2 separate regions of the Mus musculus genome follow, and region 2 is linked to region 1. The links are chromatin loops, found by intact Hi-C in ENCODE. Cell type or tissue: heart. All regions are shown on one strand. Each heading gives the region's core, and the rest is flanking DNA. Links, peaks and the distances in the headings are about the cores only.

Region 1 (4,386 bases), core at 303-4,302:
GGTTTTTCAAGACAGGGTTTTGCTGCCTAGCCTTGGCTGTCCTGGAACTCACTCTATAGCAGAGGCTGGCCTCAAACTTAAGAGGTCCCTTGCTTCTGCCATCTGAGTTCTGATCTTAAAGGTGTGCACCACCACTGCCAGCTTGCTATCTTAGTTTTCGTTGATTCAATCATTCTAATTTTGCTTTTCCTATGGCTACTCTGTTCACGTAATACTTAGATATGCCCACAGTACATTTTTAATGACGTACGTACACTAACTTATGCGGTTGGACTTATGATACTTAAGACCAATCCCATGTAAACGACAGCCCTCGTTTTCAGTGTATCCTGGCCAAGTTCACCTACATAGGCCACCAGTTGGCACTTTTAGGACAGTGTCTCACATAATCTAGGCTGGTCTTGAAGTCACTATGGAGCGGGGCTGTAGGCCATCAGTTTTACTTCCACTCAGATAACACACCTCTGCTTTCTTGCCATAACGGGTTAGATCTCAAGCTGTACAAGACGACAGCTCCAGCAAAGGGAGGTAACTCCCCCCCCCCCCCCCAGTCTTGATAAGCAATTATGGGTTGGGTGAACGCTCCTTAGGCCTAGACAAGGCACTGGGTCTCCTCTGATCCTGTCTACGTGTAAAGCTGGGAAAGTAAGCTTTAGCCGGTGTGAAGGACCATGCGAAGACCCGGGAAGTGTGACGAGGGCCTTCCTGGGCTCTTAACCACAGCGTGGCACAAAAGGCCCACCGCGGCCGGAGGCCTCCAGGTGCATCTCGGGAAGGGCCGGGCCGCGCGGCCGCTGTCCTTGGCGCCCTCGCACCGGCTCACTCCGGACCAGGATGGCTAAGCGCGGGACCGCCGGCCTGCGGGAGCCCTTCCTGCGCTTCCGCGGCCTGGGGGTGGTCTTTGTTCCCCAAGCGGCGTCGCGCCACGGGACTGTGTGTGCCGTGTCACCCGCAAGCCCGGCCTGAGGGTGCGCAGGGCGCCGAGAGGTAGTCGGAGCCCGGGGCTTAGGAGCGGCGCGGGGCGGCCCGCCACGTCCCGGCAGCGCTCGCAGGCGGGAGGCGCTCCCGCGCAGGCAGTTCGCGCGGGCTCCGCAGGGCGCGCTGGCTGCCGGGCAGGGCCGGGGCGGGGCGCGGCGCGGCGCGGCGCGGCCCGGGCGCGCACGTGGTGCGGACCGTCCTGCTCTCCGGCCAGGTCCCCAGAGCCTCGGCGCTCGTGCGTGCGGACGGGGAGGGCGCCCGCTGGAGTCCCGAGAGGTGGTCAGCGCCCGGAACAGGCGTCTGAGGAGAAAGGCAGCGCGCGGCGCCAATATTTCCCGCGCGGGCTCTGGGAGGGAGCCGTAGGCAAGAGCGGAGTGGCCGCTCGGCGGCGCGCGGGGACAAGGCTCCCACGTACCTCGTCCGGCCGCGCTGAGGCACCTTCCTGTGCGCCGCCGCCCGCTCGTCGCCCGGCGGATGGCTCCGGCTCCGCACGTGGCGGGCGGCGCGCTCCGGCGTGTTTACATTCTGCGGCCGCTCCACGTTGTGCTGCCGTCCTCTCCTGCCATTGGCCGGCTCCTCCCGGAGGGGTGGGCCCTAGGCTCCCGCTCCCCGTGCCTCTGAGGAGACTTGGGGTTCCCCACCCCAGCCCTCCCAAGGCCTCTGCCAAAACGCGGAGCCGAACCGTAGCCTGACACTCCGAGATCTAAGAGCCACCGTGAGGGGGCCCGGCGCGAACTGGAAGGCGTGCGGGAGCCTGTGGTGGGCAACCAGCATGGGGGAGGAGCCTCTGAGCCGTGCAGCCGCGGCGCGCGCAGGTGAAGCGCCGAGAGGGGCGGAGGAGCACGGTCCAGGAGGGCAGCCGTACGGCCACTCGGCGCCCGCCCGCCCGCCAGCCCGTCCGCGCGCACTGAGGGCAGGGCGCGGCGCGCGCGGGCGAGCTGGGCGGGCGCGGGTGGGGGAGGGGAAGGCGCCGGCCGAGGTGTCAGTCTGCGGCGCATGCGTGCGGGGCGGTCCGGGCCCGGCCTATATATTGAGTTGGCGCCGGCGCCAGCTGAGCCGAGCTGTGGAGGGTCTGGCGGTGAGGAGGTATTGGGGACAGGGGCATGCGGGAGCTAAGGGAACCACGTCTGGCGGGAGCCATGGGAGAGGAAAAATGGGGGGCGGGGGTGGGACAAGAAGTAGGAGACTGGAATTCAGGGGTTCCCGAGGTTGGTCCCTGTCAGGATTCTTGTCAGGAGGCCAAGCAGAGGCAGGGGATGGAGTGTGTCCCCAAATGAGAGGCCACGGCAAAGCTTCTCTGGGAGCTTCTCTGTCCATCCTCACTTGGGGAAGGTCTCCCGCGCGAGAGGATTAAGGTGGGATCACTTCACGGAGAGATTCTTAAGCACGGTTTTCTCCTTTAATTCCCCCCCCCCTTTCCTTCTGCTCTTCTGGAATTGGGGTCCCGTCACCCCTGCAAGCGACACTGCCCGCCGGGTGGGGCTGGGAAGGAGGGAAAGGAGCCTGGAGGACGTGACACCAGAAGGTTCCCTCCACCCCCTGCTTCCCCGCCACAGCCGCTCTCCAAATTGGCGCGGAACCGGCTTCTCCACAGCCCGCTCTTGGAGGCTCGTCCAGGCGCCTGGCGGCCGAGGCCAGGACGTGCCTTTCCCACCCTGGTTGTCCTGGGGAGTGCATGAATGGCCCAGATGATCATCTAAGGGTGCTAGGGGACTTTGCAAATTCCTGAACGCACTCGCGTTCCCAGTGTACAGTTAAGGAAATGAAAGCATGAATGTAAAATTACTGAGATAGCGAGTGTATTTCAGAAAATAGTGCAGTGTTTTATTTTTAAAGGTTTAGGCCACCTTCTAGTAACGTTAGTTGGTAACTTCTGAATCAGTTTTAATTTGGAACTTGAAGATTATGGATGACTATGTTCTTGATTTTGTTTTTCTTCTCCCCTATTTAGAGGTTTCATAGTCCTTGAAGAGAATGTCAAGACGCAGGTAACAGTGTTAGTCTTGGAGACATGTTTCAAAATTAGCTGCTGCTTTTGAAATATATGACGTACTAATTAAGCTTCCTTTCTACAATTCATCACAGTAGCCGTTTACAAGCTAAGCAACATGCCCAGCCCAACCAGCCAGACTCTCCGCAAGAAACCCAGATAATTCAGGCCAAGAAGAGAAAAACAGCACAGGTGATTTAAGGAAAAAGAGGGAGAAAGGGAAAAATATTCCTTGCTGAAACCTTAGTTTACATGTTCTTTTCTATTCTTCAGGATGTCAAAAAAAGAAAAGAGGAGATCACCAAGAAGCATCAGTATGAGATTAGGGTAATGCAGAACTGGACAGGGTGGGCTGGGGAAGAATAAGAGTGGAATCATGTGTTATTGCCTTATAGTGGGAAGATTCTGATACTTTAGAGGTGAACTTGAAGGAGGTTCATATAAGCCTGAGTCCTACAGCTGCAGTGTAGATGGCTTAGAAGCAGCTGGTTCCCTTTGGTAAATCCCTCCCTTTTGGAGCTGGCTGGTATACTAGGTCTGCCTATATACTGCTCTTTGTTCATTTTCAGACTACAGTGGAGGGCCCTAATAGCTAATGAGTGGCATAAAAAGGATGTGAGATCACTGTCAGTTTGGCAACCCGGCTTTGGGATCCCTTCCTATGTGTTTACTTGGAGATGGTAATTCTTTCAAAAAGATTCTCTAAGTGATTCCACTTGACTAAATTTTTTGATGTTTTCACATTCAAGTATTAGAAAACACGTTAAAAAGAGCTATTTTTTAAAAAAGTATCCTTGCTAGAATTTCTAGATTCAGAGAACTAGTCTTAAAATTATTTCACTTTACATTAAAATGCATGTTATTATTTCAGTACATTAAGTATTGTATTACCTTGTATTACCAGGCTTCGTTATCTAACTTAAGAAGACTAATATGAATTATATGGCTTTAAAAATAAAATACAGGGCTGGGCGTGGTGGCGCATGCCTTTAATCCCAGCACTTGGGAGGCAGAGGCCAGCCTGGTCTACAGAGTGAGTTCCAGGACAGCCAGGGATACACAGAGAAACCCTGTCTCGAAAAAAACAAAACACAAAACAAAAATAAAATACGAACATCAAATTGGCTATCATTTGAAATTGTAGAACAAAAGCCAAGGTTTCTTAATGCACTAACAAGTTTTTCTCTTTCTGTTTTGAAATGACAGAATTGTTGGCCACCTGTACTGTCTGGAGGAATCAGCCCTTGCATTATCATTGAAACACCCCATAAAGAAATAGGAACAAGTGACTTCTCTAGATTTACAAATTACAGATTTAAAAATCTTTTTATTAATCCCTCACCTCTGCCAGATTTAAGGTAAAGAAAATTTTTTAGTAACTTTATGCTAAACATTAAAAGTGGTAGAATTAAAGCAAT
Region 2 (4,386 bases), core at 148-4,147, 290 kb after region 1:
ATCAGCTTGGGCTACTTAACTGGCTTAAAAAAATTGTGGGTTAGGGATATAGATCCTTTTAGAGTACTTGCCTAACCTCAAGATCCTAGGTTTGATTTCCAGAACTGGAGAAAAACAAGAGTATGAGTGGACTTTTAGACTTAAAGGTATTTCTTTGGTTTTGTTTTTTGTTTTTCCTAGCTGAGGGAGAAGAATATGCACGTTTACTTGCTGTTCCCTCCCCACATAGTCTTGTTAAGCAGAAGATAGACATGAAAAACGTCGGTAAAAGGGGAATCCCACAGACAGCTTGAGTCCTGTTCCTTGTTTAGATAGCCTGCCAGTCTATTGTAAAATCCTGGCCTCAGCCTTCAGTGTGAAACCTCAATTTTATTTTTTTTTTATTTTTTTTATTTTTTTAAAGATTTATTTATTGATTATATGTAAGTACACCGTAGCTGTCTTCAGACACTCCAGAAGAGGGCGTCAGATCTCGTTATGGATGGTTGTGAGCCACCATGTGGTTGCTGGTATTTGAACTCTGGACCTTTGGAAGAACAGTCGGGTGCTCTTACCCACTGAGCCATCTCACCAGCCCCCGAAACCTCAATTTTAAAAAGAAGAAAATGTCCTAAGGGAAGGTCATGAGATCAAATACAAGACCTTGAACAAATCTAACAAATGAATAGACAGTGTCTAGTTGAAAGCAATTCTGGCAAACATACAGGAGAATGGAGACATTTTAAGCCTCCTCAGCAGAGCACGACAAAGAGACAGTTATATAAACCCTGAGAGGGAGATAGCCTAGGCACTGAGCTGATCCACCCCACTCTCTCCCTGATGGCCTGTTCCTACTTTTGCTGATCTGCTTTTGTTTTGCTACAACTTTGTGTCTTGATGGGTGGTTCCTGAGAGGACCAGAATAGAGAAAAATTCCTTCTTAACACTCCCTAGGACTATGTATAGTTTCAAGTGTCCAGCACTTGACAGAGAAACTATTCATAAAATTAAAACAAACACACTTTTTATTTTGAGGCAGGGTCTCACGGAGTAGTAGTCTAGGCTGGTCTGAAGCTCAAACTCTTCCTTTGTCCTTTAAATGCTGGAATTGGCAGACTGCTTGTCAGCCAGAAATAGACTTTGTGCTCTCTCTTATATTCGTGACGTTTCATTTATATACCTTTTTGAACCTTATAAGAATTAATCCTCATAATCAGCTCGTGGGATTATTCATCATATTTAACATTTTCATAAACGAGAAAATTTTCCTTTCGTTTGCTGAGACAAGTTGTCTCCCTCCCTCTTTCTCCCTTTCCCTCATTTTTTGAGACACGGTCTCATGTAGCTCAAGCTGGGATTCAACTCCTGGCTGGCCTTGTGTGTGCTCTTTTCTTCTCTTTGAAAACAGTGTCTTTTCAGATTCCCTCATTGCATGGTTTTGTTTGGAGAGCATGCCTCGTGGGAGGCATACGGTGCCGTGTGTCTAGATTTGGCACACTTTCCTATCTTCTAGAACTCATCGCCTCTCGCAGGCGTCGTGGCTCCGCTACTCCGGAGAACCACGGGATTTGGACCACTGCAAACACCGTAGTCCCCGCCCCTCTTTTTTTTTTTTTTTCCCTGCCCCTTTGGGCTCGCAGAAGGCGCCCTCCGCCGCGCTGGAGGAGGCGGGGCTTACGGCTTAAGTCAGCAAGCTGCGATGGGATTGGTGGAGGCTTGAGACGACAGCGTCCTGTTTACCGGAAGTACTGCAGTTTTCCCCCTAGCTGGAGCCTCGGCCTGGGAGGTTGGAGAGCTGCCCCGGAAGTCATCTCCCGGTCCCCCGCCCGCGGCAGACATGGCGGTGGACTCGTCTATGGAGCTGCTATTTTTAGATACTTTTAAACATCCGAGCGCTGAGGTAAGGCCTCGCGACCCGATTTCGACACGGCCCCTCAGTTCCGGTACCCCTGCTGCGGAGTCGGGGGCCGTCCGGGCGGTGTCCTCCCTCAGTCGCGCGCGCGCGGGGGTCCTCTGGTCCACACCCCCTCCCCCAGCCCGGTGCGAGCCCGGTGGCCCTGGGCGGCGGCCCTGCCTTTCTCGGCTTTGATTTGGGGCCCGCGGCTTCAGTCGAGTCAGTCGCGCTGCTGACAGTTTGTCCTGTCAGCGTTGAGTCCTGCGGAGGGTCCTTGGTCTCAGGTGTACTTCGGGTGGGATGCAGGCGTGAGCTTGGGCATCTGGTTTTTGACAGTAGTGTCGGGTTCTGGATGCCCTCAGGGTACGGACTATCCAGGATCCTAAGTCCTCTTCTATCTCTCTTCTAACGGCGGTCTCATTGCTCAATTTGTCATAGCACTTCAATAGTTTGGGAAGGAATTCACCTATTAGGACATGACAGATCTACGAGAATCTCCTTTGCGTGGAGGACACTTGCGAATCATGCAGTATTGAAGGACTAAAGACTGTCATTAGAAAGCAAGTCTGTTGTTTTCAGGGGACGAAGGTGGGGTGTTGCGTAGTTTTGTGTACAGAATTACTTTAGCGTCCCTGAAAGGCCTTGGAATTCTTAAGTTGAATGTACTGAATGTAGCGAATTAACGAAGATTCGCAAAAATGAACTATAACGAAGTCCACAGAGAAATTCGGCTGCGAGGAAGAGAGAGTAAATGAACAAGCCTCATATTTGTTTGTTTCACCGGAAACCTAATCATTTCGAGAGTCATTCTTTGGGGATTGTCTTGTTTCTATGAAGACTGTATTCTTTTTTTTTTTTTTTTTTAAGATTTATTTATTTTATGTATGTGGGTACGCTGTCGCTGTCTTAAGACACACCAGAAGAGGGCATCAGATTCCTTGTGAGCCATCATGAGGTTGCTGGGACTTGAACTCAGGACCCCTGGAAGAGCAGTCAGTGCTCTTAACCGCTGAGCCATCTCTCCAACCCTACTGTACTCTTAATATGACAACATGAAAGTAGGGTAGAGTGTCTCCTATTCTTTCTCGGTTGTATGTCCTGGGTTTAGACCGTACCTAGGAAAACATAAGCATCTGAATGAGAAGAGATTTAAAATGTTCTCTTATGAAGTAATGAAATGAGTACGGCTGCATTTTCTTGAATAAATGAATGAGTGACTGCTGGGCTATGTAATTCCAGCCAGACTTGAGAAAACGCAAAATGGCTGCCAAACGCAAAATTGTTACCAGAACAAACATCTTTATGGAAGTAGAGAACAATAAAATTTAAAGAAAGAACCAGGCATGGCATTAATGTTTTTTATCCCAGTACTTGGGAAGCCCAGGTAGGCAGATCTTTGTGAGTTTGAGGCCAGTGAACTCTCATAGCAAGTTCCAGGACAGTCAGGGTTACATAGTAAGAGTCTGTCTTAAAACAATTTTTTTTGGAAGAAGCATACATACCTAGTACTAGTCTACCAAGCAATTTGTCATTCTTTCAGGCTTTTCTATCCTTCGTTCTTAGACAAAAATTAAGGATCCTAGGAAAACAGAGCAGGTTAAAAAAATACTCTCCGGGAGTGGTTGAAGGTTTAGAAAAAAAAAATCCCATTTGACTTTATCTTGGAAGAGTAGGGGTTTGTAAGAGGTATAGAAATGTTTGGTTCGAGTTAGAATATGTTGTGTAAAGAGGTACACTGGGAATCCTGTGAAGTTTACAGTCTTATCTCCAAAATGCCTAATCACTGGAGTGTAGAGGATGAATGGCATTAACTGAATCACAAAGCACACCTTAATCTCAGCACTTGGGAGGCAGAGGCAGGTGGATCTCTGTGATTTCTAGGCCAGCCTAATCTATAGAGTGAGTTCCAGGACAGCCAGGACTATGCAGAGAAACCCTGTCTAGCAAAACTAAACAAAAAAGCCAAAAAGCCCAACTTAGTTTACAAAACAAAAGGCACTAAAACCAAACAAAATTCTTTTTTTTTTTTTTGGACTGGGGCTAACTTGCAGTGTGAACTAGGGCTGGTTTAGAACTCAGAGATTCACCTACCTCAGCCTCCCTGGAACCAGGATTAAAGGTGGGTGCCACCATTCCCAGCCAAACAAAGTCCGTATTCAGTGTCTGATGTAGGACACTCTAGTTGATACTTATTTAGCTCTCTTTGTGAACATAAAGGTACAGAATTTTGGTGAGAGGCTATTCCTTTGTGAATATCAAGGGAGATTTCATTAACGCAAGTGACATATTAAGTTGATCTTGGTAAAATGGGAACTGTTTCTTTGATTGTGGGAAAGGAGGGCTGCTGTCGTCAGTCTTCTGTTAGGTTATGCCCAGACCAGCTGTATGAATTGATGCCTGACAGGCCATGTCTTGGAGCGCCTTAAATGTTCAAGAATAGTACAGACTCTTTGTTGGAAGTCTTTCGTTATTGAGCAGGGGGATTATATGATTAGTAAGCTAGATAGATTAAT

The links. Hi-C counts contacts between places; a loop is a spot of excess contacts. Peaks named below come from ENCODE experiments on the same cell type or tissue, not always from the same donor. Only the 100,000 strongest peaks of a DNase experiment are listed, where the experiment ranks them.
Region 2: it touches region 1 in a loop (2.9-fold over the local background); 1 of 42 quality-filtered maps calls a loop at or near these places.

Annotation. Positions count from the first base shown.
Region 1 is chr4:11,189,752-11,194,137 of GRCm38, forward strand. Ccne2 (cyclin E2) reads left to right here and starts at 1,958. Exons shown (of 12, transcript NM_001282943.1): 1 at 1,958-2,064; 2 at 2,930-2,966; 3 at 3,064-3,160; 4 at 3,242-3,295; 5 at 4,175-4,326. The coding sequence starts at 2,953. A630034I12Rik (a long non-coding RNA gene) reads right to left here and starts at 1,479. Exons shown (of 3, transcript XR_001784240.1): 1 at 1,394-1,479. In heart, for the core only: CTCF peaks have their summits at 1,337 and 2,613; DNase peaks (open chromatin) are centred at 820, 1,740, 1,860 and 2,520; H3K4me3 peaks cover 3,368 bases; H3K27ac peaks cover 3,090 bases.
Region 2 is chr4:11,484,227-11,488,612 of GRCm38, forward strand. Virma (vir like m6A methyltransferase associated) reads left to right here and starts at 1,732. Exons shown (of 24, transcript NM_001347055.1): 1 at 1,732-1,879. The coding sequence starts at 1,817. In heart, for the core only: CTCF peaks have their summits at 1,775 and 2,802 (motif pointing right); a DNase peak (open chromatin) is centred at 1,675; H3K4me3 peaks cover 1,840 bases; H3K27ac peaks cover 1,933 bases.